Linked DNA regions of Homo sapiens: region 1 is linked to region 2. A link is a loop called in an ENCODE intact Hi-C map of the cell type or tissue named here. Cell type or tissue: OCI-LY7. All regions are shown on one strand. Each heading gives the region's core, and the rest is flanking DNA. Links, peaks and the distances in the headings are about the cores only. Region 1 has its middle 160 kb from the start of MIR4303. Region 2 has its middle 240 kb from the start of TRD-GTC1-1.

Region 1 (9,300 bases), core at 1,122-9,121, 100 kb after region 2:
TAGTTTTTCTCTGGTACTTTGCATTACGTGATCATATTGATAATCTTGTAGAATACATTAAGTTCTATGGTTTATTATAGTGAGAATATTACACTACATAAATTGATAAATAGATTTAAAAGAAAAACACCTTTTCTTTGTATGCGAGAAGATTAAACTCTTTACCTTCAAAAGGGCTTAGAAATTGGGTCACCTTATACATTTTCTTCATATTGATGGAATACAGGTCATTGAAGTCTAGCTTTGTTTAGCTCTTCTTACTCCATTTTGACAAAGTGATAAAGAACCTAATTACCAAACTACTCCAGCTAACAAAGATGGGAGAATCATCTTCTCAAAAATGGAAAAGCGCCTTTTCATGGGTACTGAGGGCCCATCAGTTTCTGGGCTTAACATTTCTTCTATTTAGAACCCAGATGAGGAGGCATGTACTTAGGGGAGCATGGCTCTTGATTAGCCCCCCAGCCTGGGTGTTGGAGGGCAAAGACCTCTGTGCTTAGCATTCTGTTTCTTGGAAAAATGCTCCCTAAGAGCAGGGGCTATGTCTGTGAAGTGCTCATTATATATTTACTGAATGAATGAGTGAAAGTTTGAGAGCACCATTAGCCTAGGTTTCTATTTGCCCGTGCCAGAATTTCCTATGTGATCATGAGCAACTTACTTAACTTCTGTCAGCCTCAGTTTCCACATCTGTAAAATGGAGATTCTTATAGTATCTCCTTCACAGGATTGAAATGAATAGAATTGAATAAATGAGATAATTTGTGAAAAAAATTTAGAGCAAGCTCTGGCACACCATGAGTACTCAGTGAATGTCACCCTTGTTACTGTTACTGTAAGGGCCATCCCCACATTCAGAGATTTAGAGATTGACATCCAGAGAGACGAAATGACCTCAGCATGGCCACATAGAACCAGAGCTAGAACTCCTTATGGTTCCCAGCTCAGTTCACCTTCCCTTTTAGAGATACCAACTGTTCTGGAGGTGTTTTCTTGTTATCCTAATATAATTTCTATGAATCCATTAGAAATTCCTAGAAATGCTATTGTCCCAGCATCCAAACCACAAATCCCAGAACTCCTGTATTATGCAGAAAGAATGAAAATTTCTTGTCAGAATGAGCTAACGTTTCTGGGTCTGTAAATGTGGTCACTTCACTATTAACTAGCTTCACTTCAATGAATGCCAAATTTATCTCAATTCCTAGAAGAGAATTTCTTTGTTGTACTTTCAATGTTCCTCATCTTGTCCCTGTGAATTTCCACATTGGCCATCTTTTACAGTGTCCCGTCTCTGACTCTAAAAGTTGGTGTTCCTTAGGTTTCCCTCCTTTTCTTCCCATATATATTCTCCTTGGATCTCATGTATTTTTCTAGGTTTAAGTGGTTGACCATGTCTACATTTACGCCTCCTGCTCTGATTCATGTCCTCCTCTCCCTGAACCCTAGATGGGTCTATTTGGCTACCTGCTAGCTATTGTCATTTGGGTATCTGTAGCAGAGACAGGCCTGATGCTTATCTAAACCTGCTCCTCTTCCTGGGCACTCAGGAAGACTGTAAATTCTAGCCTCTCCTGCATTTAGTTTGGGACCAAATGAATGAACACTAGCTCTTGTATTGATGTGAGTGGGAATAATATGCACCAATTCTACACATCTCTCTCTCCTGTCCTCATGACTGGAAGCAGTGCTCTGCAAGATAGCAGATTCATAATGTGGGAGGATCCTGGATTCCTGAGCCACTCCTTTAAGGAGAGCTTTCCAGGAGAGCTGTCTAAACTCCACTGGGCTATAGTAGGAGCAAGAAATAAAAGTTTAAGTCACAGAGATTTGAGGTGATTTGTTGCCACAGAAAAGCTTGACCTTTCTTTACCAATATAGTGACCCTCAGGTACCTTGAGTTCTACGTGTAAGTCTATTTTCTACTTCAACTGGTGTCACCGTCCTCTGTTCAGTCCCGCAATTCACAGTCCCCTAGTCTTCAACCAAATCCGATGAATAACCAAGCCCTGTGGATTTTAACATCCATATTTTTTTTCTAGGATTATGTATTTTTAAAAAACCATTACCCTGATAAAGGATCCTATTTCTTACCTGCCTATTGACATGAGTCAACTTAAACCAGGAAATCATCCTATTAGGATAGTTGGTCATTATTGAAAGTCATTCCCAGCAGGGAACATAAAAGAATACGTTAACACTGTAACAATACAGTTGGTGTCTGGAAATAAGTAAATTTCCAGATCACTGATGAAGAAAGTGGGGAGCTCCCTGGGCTATGCTCTGTGCCTATAGGACCCATATGCAAAGAACAAAAGGACCCTCACACAATGTCCAGATAGACAAGTGAGGGTTAATGCAATTAACCATGGATACCTGGATACTTCATAACTACCATCTTCCACTTCATGTTTTCATCCACTCAAACATGCTTTTGATAAAGGTCAGAAGGCCAACTGCTTACTGAGTGTAGATCAAAGGTGGAGCCATAGTCTGGCAGGGGTCTTCTTGCTGAGCTTAACCTTACCTGGGAGAGTTAGCTAGCTCAAAACATTTCTAATCACCTGTGATCCCTCTTCACATCTCCTGCAGAGTGTGAGACTGTAGATGACAGCTCTCACACTCCCCTTTCCATTTAGTAATGCTCCCTTTATAAAAGCAGCTCTCATTTTTACCAACCTATATTTCCTTTCCCACAAAAAGTGAGCCCCTCCTTGGTCATGCCACTCTTGTTTAGAAACACCTTCTGGGATGGCATTAAGCAGGGGTCCTTCAATTTCTTCATTTCTATGGCAGCTCTCCCTCCTCCAAACCAGCATGCATTACCTTGCATATTTTAATAAATTAAAATAAGCCCATGTTTTAAAATGAGTTTTTCTTTAAATAATTGTTCAGCAGTCCACAGCTTTGGTCTTCCTTGAAGACTAAAAAGATCTCATGAAAACCTGGAGGCAGCAAATAATGGATAAGCCATTTTGAGGTCTTTGGATAACTTTGTGCTGAGTTTTATAGGAAGGCTTGCTATTATTAGAGAGCTACACCAATGTTTAGTGACTGAATTTTCCTTGCCTGACTCAGTAATCTAGGGGACATTTCTGCACCAAGAACTGATTCCCATATACATAGGAAGTTGACCACAGTAGTCATTCTGACTACCAACCTTCTTCTGGACCTTTTTTTCCTGCTTGCATCCTAACTCAAACCTGGACCTTAACCTGGTCCCTGTTTCAGGTCTGAAACTTCCTTCTTTAGCCAAACTGGCCAGACATGACAGATAGATAGCTATGTCATGGGAATAACAGTCATTCTGTGGCCTTTTCTATTTTTTTTTTTTTTTGAGACAAAGCTTTGCTCTTGCTGCCCAGTCTGGAGTGCAATGGCTCCATCTCAGTTCACTGCAACCTCCGCCTCCTGGGTTCAAGCCATTCTCCTGCCTCAGCCTCCCGAGTAGCTGGGATTACAGGTGCCCACCACCATGCCTGGCTAATTTTTGTATTTTTAGTAGAGGCAGGGTTTCACCATGTTGGCCAGGCTGGTCTCGAACTCCTGACCTCAGGTGATCTGCCTGCCTTGGCCTCCCAAAGTGCTGGGATTACAGGCATGAACCACCACACGCCCGGCCTCTGTGGCCTTTTCTAAGAGTATTTGCCTTTAAAACACTATTGCCAGTTGTAAAATGAAACATTTTGCTCCTGTAGAGAAATTCAAGGTAAGCCAAATATAAGGATGTAAGAATATTTTTAAGAAGAATATTCACTCTGAAATCCCATCATAACCCATAACCCTATGCAATGGACCTTCACCTAGTGTGAGGCTGGCTCCATTAGCATCTCATCGTCTGTCACAGGGAAAAAGGTTCTGTGCTATTTTTCATCTCCTGAGTATTCCTGATATAGAACAAGAGCAAGGACTTTAAAAAAATTGAGAACATAAATGACAAAGCATTTCTCTGTTTTCTTCTTTTCTAAAATGTGCACAGTCAGGTCCTTTCCTACCTCCATGTCTTTGCACACACTATTCTCTATGTCAGGAATGCCTCTCTTCCTACACTCCCATCCATCCTGCAAGCGGTACTTCCCACATGAGGCTCTTCCTGGTCTCTCCAGCTGCAATTACTTCTTTTCTTTGTTTGTATCCTGACTACAGCACTTTGCATTTTTGTAATCTATGGTGCACTCAGGCACAACAAAGTCCTGACACTTGTGTCATTTTACAAGGTGTCATAATCACTGCCATCAGATGGGGTTCCTCAGTTTAGATTTTGTGTATATGACACTATCTAAAAGGAGCTCTTTATCTTGGGACTTTATGAAGAAAATAAAAATGTTAGTTGCTTTAAATTATTTTTGAAACAATATGGGGTAAGGATAATTAAATAATAACTGAACCCATGCTATGAAATGAGAACCATGTGGAGTTAGAAGGCAAAATTACTTATAAATAAGGACTTATACATTATATATGGGGAGGATTCTGATGTTTGCTAATTTTCTCCTCACTAAGGAATTAATAAAATGCTCAGTGGTGTGGCCAGCAGAAAGGTTTCTGTTCTGTGCTGGCTTCTTTATTTTTTCCTCTTTGTATCATCCAAGTTCTACTGGCTCTTGGATTCTATGTGTAACTCCTTGTTTTGAACACTTATCTGTACTAAGATGTTGCTTACTTCTATCAGAGCCCTAATGCTTTCTGCAGAAAACACATAGTCCTGGATTTTTCCTTTGCTTTTATGTTCTGCAAAATCACCCTACTTTCCTCTTTCTGTACTTTGCTTTTCTGCAATGATAGGAAGTTCCCCCTCCATATCCTTGTATTACAAGAATAACTTCTTGATTGAGCTTTGAGCTGAAACTAGATTTTTTCTTGGGGTGCTGATATATTTGCTGAGACACCTCCACTTCTTGTTCCTCAGGAGACACTGAGGTGCAGCTGCCAGGGGTGTAACCTCTCTATACCCATGGAGCCCATCCGTTGGTGATATTTGTGTGTGTGTCTTGTCTGGTCTACTAGACTGTACCCTCTTGAAGATGTCAACAGTATCTCATTTGATATGTTTCCTCCAGGGCTCCTAGTAGTGTTGTATAGGGTAGATGCTCATGAAGTGTTTAACGGATTGAATTGTATCAGCTATTACTCTGAGTGCACACAAAGGGGTGCTGCAGCTCTGAAGAGCCTCAATTCACCTCATGGGGTTACATGGAAAAACTGTCAGACTTATTTATGCACCCCAGTTCTCCATGGGTTATGTCAATGTCAATTAATACTAAATTTCTGCAGTGGAGAGAAAACACATTTTCACCTAAAGGCTGATCAGTTCCTTTTCTGCTGTATATCTCAGTGATCATAAAGCAAGGAGACCCCTGGGACTCTATTCTATTTAGGCAAAGGCAGGTGTGCTGGGGAGCTTCGTATTTGTACACAGACACAAAAAGCAGGGCTTATTTTTGCAATTACTTGCAAAGGCTGCCCATGTTTTCCAGCATGTAAATTAGGACTTGAAGGAAAACATCTAATTGCATTTCACTCCAACTAATTGCCAGCTCAAAATTTTAGATTAGTGTGCACACCATACTTAATTTTTTCGTTGCTGTTATTAATAACACGCTTAGCTCTGTAAGAAGAGAAATAACAAGCTGGAATTAAAGACTTGAGGGCTGCCCCACTAAGAAAATGCTTTGGGGAGTGTGGTAAGGAAACGATGAGAAATGTCTCAAAGCCATGGCTGAAATTCCAGACAAAGATTGCCTGGGTAGGGTGCTCCTCTGTTGGTTTGCTGATAAAGGTTAGATAGAGCGGATATAATAGAGATGGTATGTGGAGTCATTGCATGTGTTTTGCCACAAGGAGGGGCCGTGGTTACAACCCTGGACGTGTCCTTAACTTGTATTAAACCAGTAGGCTTTCCTGTTTGAAAAACAAAACCTACTTAAAAGAGATTTTTGTTGTTGTTGTTGTTTGTTTTGTTTCTTTCTTTCTTTCTTTCTTTTTTTTAAAAATGTGCTCACATCCAGAAAGAATGGTATGGTCTTTTATGAGTAACATAAACATACTGTGATATCCTTATGTTACTAAATGCACATTACAAAGCATAACAAAATCATAGTCACACACAAAAAATAAGGACAAGCTACAGTGTTGACTGGAAATAAAAAGGGGGAAGCTTTTTCACATGTTGTTGCGCAAAGGTAACCGGCAGCTTCAGAATTCTCCTGTCTTCTCAGCAAGAGTTATTCTCTAAAGGACATGATGAACTTTTTGTCCTTCCAAACACAGAAGTCAAAAAAATGTATCCTTGAAGCTCAATTTAGCAATAGCAGCTTTGCAAATCTATTTACCATTGGGGAGACTTTATTCAAAGATGGTTAGTTCCTGGGTTTCTCAATGAAGGGGCAGAACGGAGACCAGATGGACTTTGGAAAAGCTTATGAATTAAATAACATGCTTTCATCATACTGTCCCTCTGTGTTTATCCTCTACCATTCTTTAGTGGGCACCTATCTGTGCCAGGCATGGAGCTAGATGCAGCAGCCACCTCAGGGACAAGACTCGGTGAGATCCCCACTGTTCAGGTTCCAGACAAGTGGCAAGCCAATGTTAAAAAAAAAAATAGAGACACAAGCAAATATATTCCTATCAATATTGTTAAGTGCCATGAAGGAAACATATGGGGATTAAGACCACAAAAGTTGCATCTAACTGAAATGGGGAAGGTCTGGGAAAGCCCCTCCCAAGAAATGACTTGTAAGCTGAAAGCCATAGGACAAAGTAGCATTTAGCCAAAGCAGGAGGAATAGATCTTTCCAGACATATGGAAGGACAGGTGTGAAGGGCCTGCAGTTTGACACATTGGAGGGAGTAGAAGACAGCTCATGGGGTTGTTGCTCAGTGAGTGAGGGGAAGAGTGACTGAAATTAGGCTGGGAAGATGGGCAGACGAAGGACCACACAGGGGCTTGTAGACTGTGGTAGAGAGTTTAGATTTTATCCTCAAAGTGATAGAAAGCCTCTGAAGGGTAGAAGAAGGGAAGTGATGAGAATCCATTTAAAGAGATCTCAACTTAGAGAAAAGATGGGAGGGCAGCAAGAATGAAAACCAAGAGACCAGTTGGGAGGAAACTTTCATGGGGTTGGTGAATGTGCTGGTCACTTGCCTGCTTGTTTTCAAATCCATTCTCCACCCTTCTCATACAAAACAAAGTATATTTCCCAAACTCCTCAGCCAATCTGCTTTTGTGTGGGTTGTACTGATAGGAGGCTGTGGAGGGAGATTTGAGAACTAGAAAAAGGGAGAAGCCAGGGTATTTTCCATTGTCCCTCCTTGTTTCTTGGGGCAACCCCAGCAATGCTGGTCCTCTTTGGTGTCAGCTGTTTCCACATAGACCCACTGGATAGTCCCATTGTCTGTGGCCCCAGATCCCGCAGGGCAGTCTTCTACATGGTTTCTATTTCTACCTGGCTTCCTCGGTTCTTGAACTTTAGCAATACCATCTCCTTCCAAGATTCCCCCAACCCTGGAGGTGACAGGGACTCCCTACTGATCTCTGGGTCACATCCTCATTCCCTGATTGTCTTTGCAGCTCTCCCAACACCTTTGTAATGAGATCTCTCAATTTCCTCTACTCGGAGCTTGGATTTTATTTTCCTGACTGGATCTTGACCAACACGACGAGCAACAATGGCAGTTTGAACCCTAGCAGTGTAGGAAGAGCAAATATATGGATTTGAGATAGTTTTTGAAATTCTGTATGAACTGACTGAAGACAGTGGAGAAATGAGATAATCTACAAGCTACATCTAGAATTTCCTAGCACCCTGAGCAGGATTAATTAATTTCTGGCCAAAGTTAGCTGGCATTAACTTGACTAAGGAAAACAAATGAACATCATGGACCTGCCCTGAAGCCCTCATCAGTGGTCATGAAGTCAGCAATTGGAATCAAGCTAATATCACTCCACCCACAGACTCCCACCTTTACATTCTAATCTCTAGAGTTGAGGTCTGAATAATATTTCTGGGACAGCAGAAAAAAGTTTGAATAAAATCCTGTGCAAAGTTTGAATAAAACCCTGTGCAATAGTATGGCCTTAACACAAGAAGGGATGCTTTCTCTTTGTTGAGAATCTCATGCTCTACTGACTGAGCTAGCCAGGCGCTCTGGTGTTTCTTTGTTAAGAAGTGATTTTACCCAACTATTTCCTAGCTTTTGTTTCCTTTTTCTTAAAAGATCAATAGCCTTTCTTGTTTCTTTGGCTTTTTAAAAGCAGACTGTTGTAGGAGTTACCATCTGTTCTGACCCTGTCTCCTCCTGGTACCTCTGCTCCATCACGCCATGACTGGACCTCTTGTTTGTCTTGACACACTGCTCTGTCTGCCTTTTCCCTTTGTCCAGTTGAACCCCCATAGGTTTCAGGAGTCTGTGAAGCCATAGGTATGTGGGGAACAGGTGGAACAGAGCAAAGCAGCAGTGACGTTCCTTCTGTGGTTTCCGGGGAGGCTGTGCACATGAGGATGGTACAAGCCATGCTGCTTCTATGAGCCTTTCTTTGGATATGTAAGCCTTCAGTGTAGACTTTTAAGGAAGATATTGAGAGTTTCTTGTAGACCAGATTTTTGTGTCCCTGGAGCCTGGAAATAATTAAGAGATTATTGTATGTGGGTGTTGCTGAGAGAGTGAAATGGTTTCAAGGCCTATGGGTTCATAAAAGACTTTCCTTCCCCCTCCTTCCCTCCCTCCCTCCCTCCCTCCCTCCCTCCCTTCCTTCCTTCCTTCCATCCATCCATGTTTCCTGTTCTCTCTTTTGTCTTTCCTTCTCTCCTTTATTCCTGTATACATTCATCCAACGAGAATTTTGAGCACCCATCATTTGATTATTTGAGACATATGCCAGCAGCTCTGAAGTATATGAAAGAAGTATAAGACAGAGACTTGTTCTCAAAGTTTGGATACGAAATAGACATATCTGAAATTGTATAGCAATAGTAGGGTAAACACAGGGTTAGGAATGAGGAAATCAGTATTTAAAACTTAGTGATGCTTTTCACTCACTGATCTTGGGCAAGTCACATGGCTACCCTAAGTTTCAACTTATCCACAATATGAAAGGAGTGAATGAAAAAATCTCTAAGTCCTGTCATTGCTCTAGGATTAATGGGCACGGTTATCTAGAATAATCTAGAGTGGTGGTTTTTGAACATTTTGGTTTCAGGATCCCTTCATACTCTTAGAAATTATTGAGGCCTCCAAAGAGCTTTTGTTTATGGGGGTTGTATCTCTTGACATTTACTGCATAAAATTTAAACCTGA
Region 2 (10,201 bases), core at 1-8,000:
GCAGTGACCTAGAAAAGTTTTGTAGAAATGTGAAAGTTTTGCTACACATCACAAGCTTTGTTCCCTGGTTACTTGAGTGAGAAGTCAGGAAGATAAAGGATTGACTTCAAGGCATGGAGCACAAAACAAGCATTCAGCAGAGGCAGGAAATGGGAGAGAATTCAGCAGAGGCAGGAAAGCATGTCCCATTCTCCTATCTGCCTCTGTGCAGAAATTTTGCAGAAATCTTGAAGAGGGCTCTGGACTTTCCACTAGATACACAATGGTATTTGACCATTTTAATTGACATCTTAAGGGGACAACTGGATTAGAGTCATACTCTACTGGTGGCTGCAGCACTCATCATAATAGTAATTATTCAATTATTGGGTCATTGCCTTCCCATCTAGAGAGTAAGCTCTTTGATGACAGGGCCCATGTCCATTTTCATGATAAAGTTCATATTAAGTAGGATTTAAAAATAAGTATTCAATTAATTTTTATTAAATAGTTCCCTTCTGGCAGAGAAAGACTGTAATTCAAATAGTCACAGTATTTCCCTTCCTCTGCTTGCAGAGGAGAAACAGTCTGCCCTCCTCTGACCTCTCCTAGGGAGAGAGCCTTGCCAGGTGGGTTCCAGAGTCAATTGTGTATGATTGTGGCTGTTGAAGAGACTCGGAGAAGTTGTGAGAGACCACCCAGTTTTACATGGAAAATATCAGAGAGCTATGGACAAGAGAAAAGTAACAGATATAGACACGGGGAAGAGAGGCAGAGAAAAAAATCTTGTTTGAGAGATCTGTGGAGCATAGGAGGGAGAGGAGAGGCTTTGGCGGCAGGTGCAGTGACAATTGAATGCACACACACATGCACAAATAAGATATTAATGTAGAGAGAAAGTGGCAGGAGGAATGGTTTCAATAAGTTTTGCTGTGTGTTATGAGTGGGATCTCTTTGGGTAAATTTCAATAGATTTCAATAAAGATATAATTTGCTTATTGGCTATTTTTGACTGTATTTCTTTGAGGCTGACTTCTAGGTGAGAAAACGCCAGCCTGGCTTTACGTGGGTTACAACCATGTGTAGCAGATTGAGTTTCACACTTTGGTGTCCTACATGCTGCCTCCAAGCACTTAGTGGAAACAGCAAATATTTCTTGCACGTAACTGAAATAATAATCGTAAGATTGTGTGCCATCCAATCTTATAGCTTCTAACTATGGAATGAATTAAGACTAAAATGAAGTACATTCTTAGGATTTGTTCTGCTCTTTAGTAGATTTAAAGAATGTGTTAAAACATGCATTGTGGAAAAGGACATTCCATTTTGAACTATTCCAGAAATATGCATAGGAACCATTTAGACTGATCTTATTGTCCATTTGAGTTAATCTGTGGGAAGCAAGGCACTCCCTATTGCTAGCCAGATCCTTCCAAGAATTTTAAGATATTCAAATTGGAATTTCTTTCTTCAAGCCCCCGAAGCTCACAGAAAAATCGCCCACATGGCCAGAGTCGAAGTTATGCCTCCCTGCTGGGGCTCAGTCAAACAAAGACATTCCTTCTTGTTGGTAACACATCTCTGTATCAGCTGAATTACCGGGATTTAAATTAAATGGAATCTCAGGTGAAAGGTTTTATTTCAGAGAGGCAACTTTCGTTTTGGCGGCAGGGAGAGAAGGCCCTCCTATCATCTGGTGGTAAGACGGGGGCTTCAGAAAGAGGCAGGAAGAGCTCTGCGAATGTTAGGTGGCTCAGTGGGGAGTTCAGGAAGTCACTGTTGTGTTCTTAAAGAGGCTATGCCAGAGGATTTTGGAGACCCAGATGCTTCATTCAATGAACTACAAATGGTGAGTACCTCTGTGAGACATTGAGTTGTCTAGTCCTACTCCTTACCTTTTCCATTTTCACCTCCCTTATTCCTGCCCTTCTAGGAGGCTAACGTGGAACTGTGTTTGTAGCCATGTTGAGGTAGGAGAAGAGTGTATCTCTTTATTTTTGTTTTTGAAGGCATTAAAAAAAATCTTAGGACTGTATGGAAGTACACACTCTGACATCACTTATAGGTGTCGCTAGGAGGAGGTGTGGATGCTTAATGACCCAACAGGAGATGTGACCCCTTGGGAGGCTTCCAGACCTTGCTTTCCTCTCTGGGCTGGCCAAGATGCTGGGTGTCCAGAAGAGGAGCTGTGGCCTCCAGGGACTGTTAGGTTACTCAGGGGGAAAACCACAGCGAACTGATTGGACCCCTTGCTGTCTGGGAGAAGTTCACTCTTTGAACCAGCCTGTCCCTGCCCTGCAATGTCCTCATGTGCCTAAAAGAAAAGAAATAAAGAGGTTGTAATTCCAAGTTAATCACCTAATAAGGGAGGCTGCTTGGGATGATGAGAGAAAAAAAAAACTAAAATGCATGGGAATGCCTTTGGAGAAGCACTTAGAACACCTGAGTGGGGAGATTGTTGGCAGAAAAGCTAAAGATGTGGCTTGGGTTTGTGTTTTAGGGTGAAGCTGAAGCAAAGCTCAAGGGACCTGTTTGTTACACACGGTCTCCAGCCTTTGTGCCCGTGGGAATATGGGCTCCGGGGGGTAGTCAGGGCTTGAGGTGTGGGGAAAAGGAGTGCCCAAATAAGTGCCTATCATCCGAGATTCAGAAGAAATCCTGTGAAGAATCTGGAGTTGTTTCAGAAGTTGCTTCAACCTAGAAGCCTTTCCTGAAACTCAGAATTATTGCACGCATACACACACACACACACACACACACACACACACACACACACACACACACACACACACATTCTTCAGGGGCAATGCCTCTTTAGTTTTTTATTTTCTTTTATTCTAGAAGGGGAGAGAATAGCATTGAGGTGGGATAACCAAAATGGGATTATTTTAAAATGCACTTTCCCTCCCCATTCTACAGGGGATTGAGGAGGATTATGTGCAGCTTTCATGAAATGTCTTGTGTTCCTCTCTGGGAAAGAAACTGTAAATGTCAAGTTATCAGTCTCTGTGATAACAGCTCACACAGGTACAGGCAGACCCAGCAGGGAGGAAAGAGCATGGCTGGCCCATACACTAGTGTCACCTGCAGTTACCAAGACCAAGACCCTAGTAGTCTGGTGTAGCCAACAGATGGAGAGGTGACAACAACTAGAGTCAGGGAAGGGGATGGGGAGCATGGCGACACGTGAGAGGTACCAACCACCCTGCAGAGGGTTGACAAAGCAGAAGCAGCAGGCTTAGTAGGTGCAGCCCCTCACTTCTCAAACCCAACCTCCAGGTGCCACTTTTATGCTTAGTGTTAACTGAGCTGCTCAGACCCTGATGTGCAAGCAAGCCACCTGGAGATCTTGTTAAAATAAAATTTCTGATTCAGTAAGCCTGAGGCTAGGGCTCCCCAGGTGATGTTGCTGCTGCTGGCCTGGGTACTATGCTCTGATTAGCAAGGTGTTAAGAGAATCTCAGGTCACAGCTGTATTTTTAGGTTGCACAGCTGCAATAGAAAGGTGAATCAAATTGTGTACAAAGATATACAAACACATTCTGCTGTCACTTAAGCTTACTAGTGTCAGGGGGAAATTGTCCAGATAACTCCAAATCTTTTGAATTTGGATTTGGAATGCTTTATATGAGTAAATGTTTGCTTTCTATGGCTGACAGTTGATGTTGGGGTGTTCAGGTCTATATAAAGATGGCTTAGTAACTTTTTTTTTTTTTTTGAGATGGATTCTCACTCTGTCACCCAGGCTGGAGTGCAGTGGTGTGATCTCGGCTCAATGCAACCTCCACCTCCCAGGTTCAAGCAATTCTCATGTCTCAGCATCCTGAGTAGCTGGGATTACAAGCATGTGCCACCACACCGGGCTCATTTTTGTATTTTTAGTAGAGATGGGGTTTCTCCATGTTGGCCAGTCTGGTCTTGAACTCCTGGCCTGAAGTGATCTACCCACCTCGGCCTCCCAGAGTGCTGGGATTACAGGCATAAGCCACTGCGCCCGGCCCTAAGATGGCTTAGTACTTATTGAGTACACACCAGCTGAGGGGAGGAGCATGCTGAGTGACAGGGGAGGCGAGCTTGCCATGTTCCTTGGCCAAGGACCACCTATAAAGTGTACAGCTTAACTGTGCATAGTTGGGAGCTGGCTTTTGCACTGGATATGTCTCCTCTGGTTAGGCTAGAGAGGGGAAGTTAACACTGTGCTCTTAAGGCTCCCTCTTCTAAGGAAGAAAATTAGGTAGGAAGAGACAGAACATAATGGCAAGAGAATGAAAGTCACGATATTGTTTGGGATTCTATTTTTTATCTTTGGGACGAGAGAAAAATGAATTCCATAGGAAGAAGGACAAATCAAGGGGAACAACATTAAAAAAAGAAGAAACAAAAGAGATGAGTGATGAAGAGAGGAAGGAAATCTCCTCAGTAGATAAAACAGATTTGCCAAATATATTACATTCATTAAGATTTTTCTCTGCTTATAATGTGTGCTTTTCGGAGGCTTTTCTTAGCATTAACGGACGCTCTGGGAGAGGAGAAAGTTGGCAGAGAGAAGCCTAGCAAATATATAAATAAGCTTTGGAGGTTTCAGAAGTTTCTCTTCCCACAATAGAATGTTCTGCAGCCTGGGCAAACTTTTTCTTACTTAAACAAATGCTTTGAAAGACAAAGATTTCATATCGTCAGTGGAACATTCAGACTAATAATTGCCTCTGTTCTTCTGCCTTGAAGTCTCAACAGCCAGCAGATTTATGATTCACTTTCAGCAATAAGCTCCTTCAAATAAATACCACTTTCCCCAGCTGCAAATTGAGTTTTCGCAAACACACAGAGATAGACTTCACTAACAGGAACTAAGTTTTCTTGGTGTGTATGTATATATGATGGTGAAACAATGTGTTTGCTTTCTTTCCCCCATCTTCTTGGGGGAAGATTGACTTGAACACTTTATTAAAAAATAACACTTTTAAGCAGCTGATTTGCCACCAGAAAGACTTTTTAGAAACTTGTGTTTGGGGAGCAAGGGGTGGAGATGAGAAGAGAACAGAAGGAAATTTGACTTTTCCCTTAGGTTTGTGAACCTCAGAAATCTTATGCAGTCTAAGGTTGAGGAGTTGAAACCTATTTACTTGGTAACTGTGGGGGAGATAATTTCAAAATTCTTAAAGCAAAATAAATGACACAAGCACATGTAGACATCAGAATTAAATTGAGGGCTGAAGAACCTGTGTTGGGATTCAGACTCTTTTATGTCAACATGTCTTCTATCCGTGCCTTTCAAGTGTCCAGACCAAGTCCATGAACATGATTGGGTTCCTTATTATTAAGGAACATTATTGGGTTCCGTAAATACTCCTGGCAGTGGGTGTGAGGCATGCATCCTCAAGGATGTGAGGCATGACACTGACACCCAAACAGATACATTTAAGTTGAGAACAACATGGTGGAAACACAGCTGTGTGAGTGCAGAGGATGCCCAATCTGGGGTACGGGGCAGGATAGCGGGTCCTCGAAGAGTCCTGCCTTGCTCTGGGAGGTGGCAGTCCCTACACGTTCTTGTCCACAAGCATTAAGCAGAGTAGAAGGCAACCAGGCCTCTTTCAACAGACCCAGGACACTATTTCTTTGGCCGGATCTCATGACACTGGTCTACGTTCCGTCTGGATTCCATTCTCAGTCCCTGCCTCAGTTTGCCCTTTTTGTAGTGACTGCCTTGATGATAATGACTCTTCATAAGCACTTGGTGGGTGTCAGGCATCAGGCTGCTAGCCATTTTTTAAAGTGTATTATTTTCTTGATACAGATATTATTGTCATATTATAGATGAGGAAGCTGATGTTTACAAAATGTAATGTAACAAACTTTCCCAAGGTCATACAAACTAGTAAGTGGTAGAATGTGGATTTAAATGCAAGCCTGTCTGACTTCAAAGCCTGTAACTTACACCATTAGCAACAACAACAGTTATTAACATTTATTGAACACTTACCTATGTGTACATAATTCCTATTATTTATTTTGTTTAACCCTCACATATGTTCCTCACATAAGCCTCACATGAGGGTAGCAGAGGTTTTTATCTCATTTTACAAATGAGGAAATTGAGGCTCAGAGATGTGACTAAGTTGTCCAAAGTCACCCAGCTAGTAAGAGGTGGAGTCTAGATCCAAGCTCAGGTAGCCTGGCTCTGGAGCCCTGCTCTTAACCAGCCTCATCACCCAGATGCTGAGACCCTACGTTGGTCACGTCCAATCTTTTAGTCTATTTCCTTTTCTATTCCTTCACTGTTCCCCCAAACATTTTCTAAACGCCTGTGGGTCCCAGGTGCTGTACTGGGTGACTGAGAGGTATGAGTAGATAACCAGAAGGATTTATTTAGAGAAATAATTAACTCTACTCTGAGCCAGTCACAATCAGGTGGGGAGGCAAGTCTGCAAAGTGTTCTAGCGCCACGTAACAGGCCCTGAAAAGGAGGTATGTGTGAGTGCACTGGTCACCTCTGAGAGGGTAGGAGCTGGCCCTGTGGAAGGTGAGGACACTCCTTGGAAGAGGCATTGTTTGGAAAAGAATCTTGAAAAGACAAGATCCACAAGGAGTTCACAAGGTAAAGGAGGGAAGAAAGGCATTTAATCTACCGAGAAAAACAGACCTCAATTGAAGTCAAGGTTTTTACCTTCTCACGTGAAGGGTTGGAAGAAGTTGATGGCTTGTTTGTGCCTCAGGAATCAACCATGCATAAAAGGCCACATAATAATAATAGCCGACATTTATTAGGTGCCTTCAATTGGCCAGGCAAATTTCTGAGTTGTTGCATGTGTTGTCTAATTCTCATGCTCATGCTAGGACACACATGTCATTATTATTTCCGGGTTCCACATAAGTATCACGGGGAGCCTCAGGGAGGGGACGTTTCCTTTTGCATCTAGTTTGTTTTGCTTCCAAGACAGGGATACAGATGTTTCTAAAGTGTCCACCGACCACCTCCATCTGAACTACCAGGGGGCTTGTTTAAAATATAGATGTCATGTTTAATGCAATAGAATCTGAATGATTTCTAAGACTCATTCTAAGTTGCCAAAGGTGAATCTGCAACACCCCAAATGCGGAAGCACCCCCTTCCCTGTTGGTGAGCACTGAGCATGTGGGGCAAATTTGTTCCCAGTTCATGAAGATTTTTGTGATCTCAATGGCCATTTACTAGCAGAACCAGACCAGACAGTTCTAGAGCGGCCGACATTTCTCCAGGAGGTGGAGTGTTTCTTTCCTCTTTAGTCCCACTTGTATATTCTAAGAAGTTATTTATTTATTTTTTTGGTAAGATTCTAAGCCTTGAGACAATAATTTTCAGAAATTAGGCCTCCTCTTTCAACAAGTGCTAAGGATGTGTTGATCTCTTAAGAAGAGAGCTGGCTGTTGGAATAATCTGGTCATGATTTTTCTCTTCAGCACGCATTTGGTCCTGATGGTTGTATCCAGAGGGTTTTATTCTTCAAGGTTGATTGGTTGTTCTAGCACAAAGGCTACTTTTCATTCACTCCCCTCTCCTGTGGGGGGCAGACTGTTGAGTGGAGACTATGGAAGAAAAGAAAGTGTGGTTGTCCACCAGGGAGATAGGCACAGTTCCTCTCAAAAGTAATCTCTTACCTTAAATGGCATAGAGGTGAAGGTAAGAAAATCTCTTACCTTAAATGCCATAGAGGTGAAGGATTTGGTGATCCTAGAGCAGCAAAGATGGGTCAAATGAAAGTACAGTCCAGTAGCATTATGTACACTCATATTGTTGCCACAATAATAAAAAGTAAAAAAAAAAAATGGAGTGAATGAATTGAATCTCCGTTTTCTCTTAGTTCATGCTAGCTGAGTCCTTGACAATGCTAAACTCTTAGAATTATGAATGTTCAGTGCAAGTGAAGAGTTGGAATGTGATATAAAGGCAAAAGGGATTGTTAAATTTCCTGTGTCTCCCCTTTTTCCAAAGCACCATGAAGAAACAGGTGCATGACACGGGGCTCTTTGATGACTATGTAAGTGCAATTTTCACTCCCGTATTCAGGTTGCCAACAATCGTTTACAGCAGGACGGGATCTTAATTCCTAACAGGTTTGCATGTATTCAAAGACTGACTTTGAATGTAATTTATACAGGTTGGAGAGATTTGGAGGAACAGAGAATCTGATGCCAAATGTAAGAATAAGCTTTATTTGGAAATGCTCATCCATCTGTTTAGTACTGACTATAAAACCACAATGAGTTTAAACAATGAGATGTGCAAAAAAGCACCTTGTATTCACAAGCATTTTGTCTAGCATGTGATCAAATAAACATAATCTACTTTGCTGATTGTTGTCAGGTTAAAATGCTGTACCAAGTGTGGGAGGGCTTTGAAAACTGTAGGTGGGCAGTTTGCTATCAAGGCTAGAGAGAGACTCTAAAGAAAATGTTTCACAAAGATAAGGTATTCATTCAACAACCAGTTATTTAATGGGTTTCCACTGTGTACCAATAAACTGTACTAAAACTTGAAATAATATGAGGAGCCAGGTAGGCACAGTTTTAATTGTATTGGAATAGGCAATCCTCAAGAGAAAGGAAATTAATCCAAGGATTTTAATAAGGTGTAATGACTTCTATGATGGGAAAAAGTATTCTTGCTGTGTAATAAGTCAGCCCCAGATTCAAAGGCTTGAAACAGCAATCATTTGTAATTTCTCAGGTATCTGCAGGTTGGGTGGCCTAGGCCAAGCAGCTTTGCAGATCTTCTCTGGACTCACTCATGTGTCCATGGTCATCGGGGGAACAGCTGATCTGGTCTAGGCTTGGCTGATGAAGCTTGCCTGGATGGTTCTACTCTAGATGATTTTATATTCCTCCTGGGATCAGCAGTTTAGCTCAAGTATGTTCTCATGGCTATGGCAGAATCAAAGAAGGCAAGTGGAAATACGTGAGACCTCTTAAGACTTAGGCTCAGAACTGGGACATTGTTACTTCTGCCTCGATCTATTGGTTAAAGAAAGTCATGGGGCTGAACTCAAATGTAAAGTCTGGGGAAATATTCTCTAACTCATTATTGGAAGAAATTTCAAAGTCATCCAAAAGAAGTGTGTGAATACAGTGAAGTATGACAAATTGGGGTGAGCAATGTGACCTCACTACATAGAGGATGTGCATTTAAGGAGACCTAAAGGATGAATAGGATTCATCCATATGAAAGGGAGTGGCTGGGGTAGTCAGGGAAGTATTCTAAGCAGGAGAAGCCATAAGTGGGCAGCTCTAGAGGAATGGCAGGTCTGAGGGACTGAAAGTAGGTCAGGGTGGATGGACAGAAAAAAAAACAATGGTAAAAATTGATGAGGAGGGAGAGCTTTACTGCATTAATAACTGACTTTGGATTTTCTCTTAAGGACCTTTGGAGCCATTGAAATATGGTTATTTGCTAGTCATCATTGGTTCCATGGTCTAGATTTAAGGGAGAATGTCCTTGCTCCAGTTTGCAGTTGCATAAGCAACAAACTGCACCTTTCTCAATATTTTGATTAGAGCTTTACACTATTTGTCCAATGTATTCCTATTCCCTTGGGCCCTCTGATTAATGTTTCTGCACAATCCCATTTTGACCTTTAGTAATTAGTGCAAATATTTTAAGTTCAGCATATTAATTCCTCTTGCAGGAAAAGCATTTTCTTTGAGAATCATCATAAATCATTTAAAAAATTAATTGGCCAGTTAGAGAAGAGGCCATGGTAGAGCAAATTCTGGCAGTCTTGTCTTGTTATGGGCTAAAGCTCTAGATGGTGGGAACAGTTTCTGACCTGCTCGGACCTTTGACCCATTCAAAGCAAAGACGTGTCTTTTTTCTCTCATTCCTCAGGGTCTTTAATCCTTTAAAGTGTTTTAAGGAGTTATGGCAGAGCTGGAAGAACCAGATTTTATTCCCAACACTGCCACTGATCATTTGGGTGACCTTGGGCAACTGACTTTTTCCTACTGGGCCTCAAAGTTTTTGTCAAAAAGTGGGTGTAAATGTGCCCCCATATTCCTTCCAGTTCTAAAATTCTTTGATTTTTGGATTCCGCTCTGAATATAATGGTAAGTCCACAGCAGAGACTTGTAGTTTTCAGTTCTGGAGACTGCCTGGAGTTCCCTTCACTATCATATGAAGTTGAAAATTGGGAAGGTTCATTAAAGATGAAGCAAAGTCAGGGAAAGGACACTGCATGCATGCAGGCAA

What was found. Peaks named below come from ENCODE experiments on the same cell type or tissue, not always from the same donor. Only the 100,000 strongest peaks of a DNase experiment are listed, where the experiment ranks them.
Region 1: a loop joins it to region 2, with 1.9 times the contacts of the local background. A loop is called at or near these places in 2 of 110 quality-filtered maps.

Annotation. Positions count from the first base shown.
Region 1 is chr12:98,151,580-98,160,879 of GRCh38, reverse strand. No RefSeq gene overlaps it. Among named protein-coding and RNA genes, the nearest start is that of MIR4303, 160 kb to the right of the region's middle. In OCI-LY7, for the core only: CTCF peaks have their summits at 5,661 and 5,860 (motif pointing right); a DNase peak (open chromatin) is centred at 5,839; H3K27ac peaks cover 510 bases.
Region 2 is chr12:98,254,353-98,264,553 of GRCh38, reverse strand. No RefSeq gene overlaps it. Among named protein-coding and RNA genes, the nearest start is that of TRD-GTC1-1, 240 kb to the left of the region's middle. In OCI-LY7, for the core only: CTCF peaks have their summits at 3,403, 7,334 and 7,536; DNase peaks (open chromatin) are centred at 823, 3,313, 4,073 and 4,723; H3K4me3 peaks cover 4,110 bases; H3K27ac peaks cover 6,147 bases.